Regions from separate parts of the Mus musculus genome. Here region 2 is linked to region 1. The links are chromatin loops, found by intact Hi-C in ENCODE. Cell type or tissue: heart. All regions are shown on one strand. Each heading gives the region's core, and the rest is flanking DNA. Links, peaks and the distances in the headings are about the cores only.

Region 1 (2,912 bases), core at 206-2,705:
CTAGTATGCCATTGTGTTTGACCCCCAGGACTGAATAAACAGGGCACAGTTGTGGACACCTAGACTCAGGCAGGCGGAGGCAGGAAGTCAGTAGTTCAAAGACATCCACAATCACACGATGAGTTGCGGTCTCAGCATAAGGCCTGAGACCATCTCAAAAAAGCTAAGCCAGCCTATGATTGTAGGTTGTAGATGTTAATTCTTTCCTGACGCTACTAACTTGATCATTTAAGTGAAGTACCTTCTATTCAATATAATTAATATGTGGAGGCTTCCAATCGTTGCATTATGAACGTTCTGAATTGTTTCCCTATGTTAAGTGTTCTCCCTTAAGCTTCACTTCTTTAAATGGGAGGGTGATTTTTCATTGGGCACTTATCCCGTTAAATGTTAACTTATAAATTTAGAACAAACAAACAAACAAAAACTTGGTAGCTTAGAAACTTCCAAAACATACTGTCAATGCCTGGCAGTTTTTGTATTCACTAATTAAAGGTTTAAGGTGCAAGTGTTCTTTGCTTAGAACAGAAAAACAAAACAAAACAAAACAAAAACAAAACAAACAAAAAAACAAAAAAACAACAAAAAACTTCGAGTGTAGTGAAATAAGATATTTTCCAGTACTCATAATATTTCCCTTTTGGGGAGGAAAAGGGTCTCTCCGTCTGAGTCCAGCCACCTTACCTACCATTTGCTCTTTGCTGAAGAACTTTCTGTCAGATCAAAAGCCTCCAGGCAATCTGAGCGTTTTACACCCGAAATAATATTTCTCCTTTTTGAAACTAGAAAAGCCTTTTCCTGACATCTAAGATGTAAACACAAGGTTCTCGTTTATAGGACTGAAGAAGTCATAAGATACTTATTAAAAGACTCCACTCACGCTTTGTCTGAGGTTTCGGTAAGTTGTTTTCTGACCGGTGATGCAATTCGGATGCTCCAGAGATGAACGAAAAGCAGAGAAGTGAAGCCCCTACACTCAGAAACAAGATCCTGGTCAGAAGGAAACAGTCCGCACCTCCTTGAACGACATCTTTTCCACTTCTAGGTCGCAGAGACTGCCGTCCAACCTTCACCATCAGAAACTATGATTGCGGACACATCTCCTGCCAGTGACCGCCTGCCCGGAGCCTGGGGACAAGAGAGGGGTGGACTGGATGTAAGTTGGGACAGCGTCACCGTTCACCCTAGCTTCCCAGGGTTCAGAGACACTACAGACACTCCCTTCTGTGACCCCAGGGCCAGAAAGGCTGTAAAGACGCAGATCACACAGCCGCGGGCTCTGGGACAGTGGCTGCAGCTCTCCGGTGGCCCCCTCTTCCCTGGGTGTCCCTCTTCCTGCAGGGATCACAGCAGGAAACAAACATCTGGCCCCAAAGCTGATCCGCCCGGCTGGGGGCGCAGGTGCTTCACTTTGGAAACCAGGTCCCCGCACAGCACAGCGGCCGCCCCGGTCGATTCGACCCTGTCCGGGGAGGGGTGCAGCAACCCGGCAGCAGGACCGATCCACCTACCTAGGAGTCCTCCAGCCGCCGCTCCCCGTGCCCACTAGCCATCTGGGCACCAGCCTAGGAAGACTGAAGACCTGGAAGTGAGGGAAGGGGATGTCCCCAGGTCAGGGCCCCGAACTTCCCGGTCGCCAGCACCGCCCCCGGTGCGGCAAGCGCCGCCCACAGGGGTCTGCAAGGGGAACGGAGCCTGGCATCAGAGCTGGCAGGAGCCACAGGGCAGGCAAAACAGAACTGAAAGTCCAGAGGCTCCGTGTGGGAATTCCCCAGGTGTCCTAAAGAGAAAGCTGCCTCCCAGCTCGCCTTTTGGCTGAGTTGAGCTGCTGCAAGGATTCTGGAAGGAAGAGGATATTCTGAAGAGACGCACTCTCTTTGGTTATTGGAATGCTCCAGCTAGGAAACGTTAAAAAATTACAGCCCTGTGCCAGTCACAGGGAGTTTTTATCAGTTCACCATGAGGAAAACACTGGAGGCCTGGACAATGATGGCTGAATGACTCGGGGGGATAGCACACCTTGACCAAAACTGCCTACTTATGGATTCTTTCTGTATTATCTAAATCTAAACCTGTGGTGACAGGATGCTGAACTTAGGATGGGGGCGTCGTACACCCTCATTATTTAGTTGTCTTCCTGATGTGGCTACACTGAATAGCTACTTTTCTGCTGTCTACTGATAATCATTTAAATACCCTATCGAGGCCCAAAAGGATAGGCTAGACAGCCAGGGCTGCCAAGACCCAGGTCCTAACTCTAACTACTCTAATCTCAGAATCTCACTTCTCCCTCAAACACATCTTTTGAACTCTTTTGCTATCTCTCCATCCTCAGAGGTTGCAACTTGGGCTCAGGAATATTTTCTCTTTCTCCTCCTTTTCAACACTTTGTCCCCCTGCCCTTATGTCTCTGGGATCCATTTCTGCTCAGCATCTGATAACAGAGTCTACCAGCCTCCATGCAGACCTGAATGGCAGCATTGTGCTTGGGATATGAATGGATAAGGATGGCACAGATATGTTTCTCTTTCCTTGGCCCCCAGAACAGCCCCCCTTCTAAGCATGGGGAAGATTCGGGGCCCCCACTTCTATCTATGGCTTTGAAGCTAAGTACTTCCCTTTCTCTATCCCATAGCTGCATCGCAGAGTGATTCTGAAAACAGCGTAGATTGGTTTGCTTCATGGTGGAGATGTGGCTCCATATTCCAGTTGTAAGGGGAAACCCCCTACTTTAAAACAAGTTAATCACCTGCCTCGGGTGCCTGTGATCCCATTTGACCTCGGCAAGGCGAGATTGGATGCAGAGCAAGCAACCTTACCCCCATTTTCACAAGAAAATGTCCTGTGAATCAGAAATAGCAGCTGAGATTTGAAGTCAGAATTTTTCCCTTAAACCCAGGGGGTCTCTTCCC
Region 2 (2,912 bases), core at 101-2,600, 58 kb after region 1:
TACGCTAGGAATCAAAACACAAGGCCCTTTATTCACATTGCTCAAAGCTCAGTCCCTCACATGTTCCCACAGTAGCTGGAGTCTCTGGACAGGGGGAAGTTTGCATTGCGATTTGCTGTGCTAGTCCATATGTCCAGGTTCATGTAGGCACGGAACGGGTTAAAGCCCAGGTAGTACTCCTTGCACATGACCTGGTTTTCCATGTGGGTTGCATGCTCTGTGGCAGGGCTGATGGGGCAGCAGGTTTCATACACTTCACTTTGTGGGGCCCAGATGGAACCAAAGAGTCCAGACATGGGAGACAAGCTTCGGGTGCTCGTGAGGTAGGACTGAAGCGGAAACAAAGGTGGACAAGAGAACCAAAGGTTAGAAACCAAGAAGGGGCTTTCCAGACAAAACACTGAGACTGAAGAGATAGCCTAGGGGACACAGCCATGATGTCATGTCTACCTGCCTACCTGAGAGCTGTTAAACCATCCCAAACATTGCTATGACATTTTCATCTGATCTGTTAAGTCTATTTGCAATCTAAAGGGTTCAGTCAAATGTCTCCCGTGAAGAAATGTGTGGTGTGGGCACAAGGGGAGACAGTGTTGTGTGGTGTGGGTCTGAGGAGAGACAATGTTGTGTAGTGTGGGTGTGAGGAGAGACAGTGTGGGCACTACAGACAGCTGCAGAGCCCCTCTTTCACCTCTAACCCCACTGAAGGCCGCGGAGGCCACTGAAGGCCGTGACACAGACTTCCTGCCTGTCTCCACATTACAGCCTTCAGAAGGCGGCCACTACTCTTGTATATGAATCCCATCAGTCTGCCTGACCTGCACTCTGTGCTGAAGCGAGCAGAGCACAGGAAGAGAGAGCAGTGCAGGGGAACAGGAAGGGCGACACTCACTGGAGAGTTGACGAGACTGGCATGGCCCCAGGCAGCGGGCATGCTGGCCGGAGTGTTCCAGGTAGAGGGGGTGCTGTGGCCAATGAAGTCCGTCTGAACTTTCGAGGAGCAGGGGAAGCCATTGGTATAATTCATGTTTTCTGTGAGGGATGGGAGAAAAACTGTTGGTGAGGTGCTGAATTCTCAGTGGAGGATAAAGGCGGCCCTAACCCTGAGTGCAATCTGCATGCTAAGACAGAGCGCCCGGCAGGGCTGCATGTCTGTGCTCACTCATTACATGGGGATACTTCTAACACAGAGGTTAGAGTATTTCTAAAGAAGTGGACAGTGCCAAACTTCTTCCCTCCCCTCAAACCCAACAACATTCAGGGCCAGGTGCGGATGGAACCCTCGGGGCTCAGGCATTCTTGGATACACCTCCCAGCTACGTGCTCTCGATTTTGTTAATTACCAGCCCTCCTCACCCTCATCAACCTGCATATAGATCACATGGCCCCATAAAGCACTTACAAGTACTAAAGCTTTAATCCTAGGGGGACAGCTGCTGTAGCTCCCTCTTGTGGTTAGCTGGCTATAACGCAGTGTCAGAATCAACACCGGACACGTGGCTGGGAAGGGCAGTGCCAGCCAAGAGAAATGCTGGCCCAGCTGTATCCTGCAGTTTCCAGATACTCGGGGAATTCCCCAGCTCTTAATACTTATTGTAACACACGTGTTTTGATGGAGCACCTGTATGTGCCCACTATTCCTGCCCCAAGCTTGGTTCCCTCCTTCAGGGTTCCCCAGACCCAGGGGTAAAGTCGGGACGCGCTGAAGAATGAGTCTATCCCATAGGAGAGTCTCCTGCTGAGAAGTTGTGGCCCTGTTCTCCAATAAAACAGCTGCCCTGTTCAGGCTATAGAGCCATAAGTGACTCAGTTCAACCTAATTTACAGGACGCAGTGGGATGAGGTTACACACAGAAGACCCCAGACACCAGAGCAAGGGCTGCCGGGAGGGTCCATTTGAAATTGCCTCTTCCCATGTGCACAAGTGGATCCAAGTAGCAGCCCCCTCAAGGATCATCCAGGCTGCACACTGTTAGGTGCACAGGCACCTTGCTTGACTTCTGAGAATGCAAGAGTGCATTGGCAATGACCGAGTGCCTTACCTTCTGGGAAGGCATTGTAATCGTTCAGTTCCAGAGGGCAGTACACACTGGGAAATTGGCCTTCGCAGGATGCACTCCAATCAATGAAACTGCTACAAAAAAACAAACAAAAATCAAGGACTAGCTTCAAGTACAGCACGCCAAGAAAGGAGTAAAGACAGAGGAATGGCTCTACTGCCCTGCATCCTCATCTGCAAGTCTCCAGGATAGGGACATAAGCAGTGTGTTCTGTCAAGTCAGAGCCAGAGGCTTAGCTTCTTGCCAAGGACATTGTACCTGCAGGACAGTTGGCTGGGTCAAGGGCACGCTGCCTTCCAAACCGCATCTGTTAGCTAGACACGGAATCTGGCGCAGCTGTATTAGCACCATGGGAAGACAAGGGGACCCTCAGTGCCCCAGTATACACCTGAAGAGCTCTGTCATGCTGCTCCTGCTAATCAAATGTCCAGCTGTCCCCAGATTACAAGCAGCATCCAGCTTGGAAAGGTCAGCACTGTAACCTGTCTGGTACTGCGGTCACTGCAGGCTGCGGTGCATTACAGGAATAAATAAGGTGGGGATACTGTTACAATGAGCCGTCAAGTGGGTCCTGTGACATCAGACACTGACATTTGCCAGGTCCCCTCACTGAGTAACAATAGTATGGCAGACTGAAGCAACCGCTATTGTGTAACAATTTGCTGATATCAGATTTCTGATCCGTTTCAGTTTGTAAGTGTGTTCAAGAATAAGCCACAGGAAAATAAAGATCTGCCCGGGAGAAGGTAATAGGAGCACTTCAGATTTGTTCCACGTATGAAATCATGCTTTCAACCTATAGGGGAACGCCAGGTGGGGCTACCAGCTGTACTGCTCTGACTTCATGTTCCT

What was found. Hi-C counts contacts between places; a loop is a spot of excess contacts. Peaks named below come from ENCODE experiments on the same cell type or tissue, not always from the same donor. Only the 100,000 strongest peaks of a DNase experiment are listed, where the experiment ranks them.
Region 2: a loop joins it to region 1, with 6 times the contacts of the local background. A loop is called at or near these places in 16 of 42 quality-filtered maps.

What each region holds. Positions count from the first base shown.
Region 1 is chr3:83,840,009-83,842,920 of GRCm38, forward strand. It overlaps Tlr2 (toll-like receptor 2), which reads right to left and starts at 1,600. Exons shown (of 3, transcript NM_011905.3): 1 at 1,512-1,600; 2 at 881-1,128. In heart, for the core only: a CTCF peak has its summit at 1,391; a DNase peak (open chromatin) is centred at 1,513; H3K4me3 peaks cover 1,322 bases; H3K27ac peaks cover 888 bases.
Region 2 is chr3:83,898,285-83,901,196 of GRCm38, forward strand. Tmem131l (transmembrane 131 like) reads right to left here. Exons shown (of 35, transcript NM_172681.4): 33 at 2,043-2,134; 34 at 893-1,032; 35 at 3-329. The coding sequence ends at 57. Among named protein-coding and RNA genes, the nearest start is that of Tlr2, 58 kb to the left of the region's middle. In heart, for the core only: a CTCF peak has its summit at 1,454 (motif pointing left); a DNase peak (open chromatin) is centred at 1,477.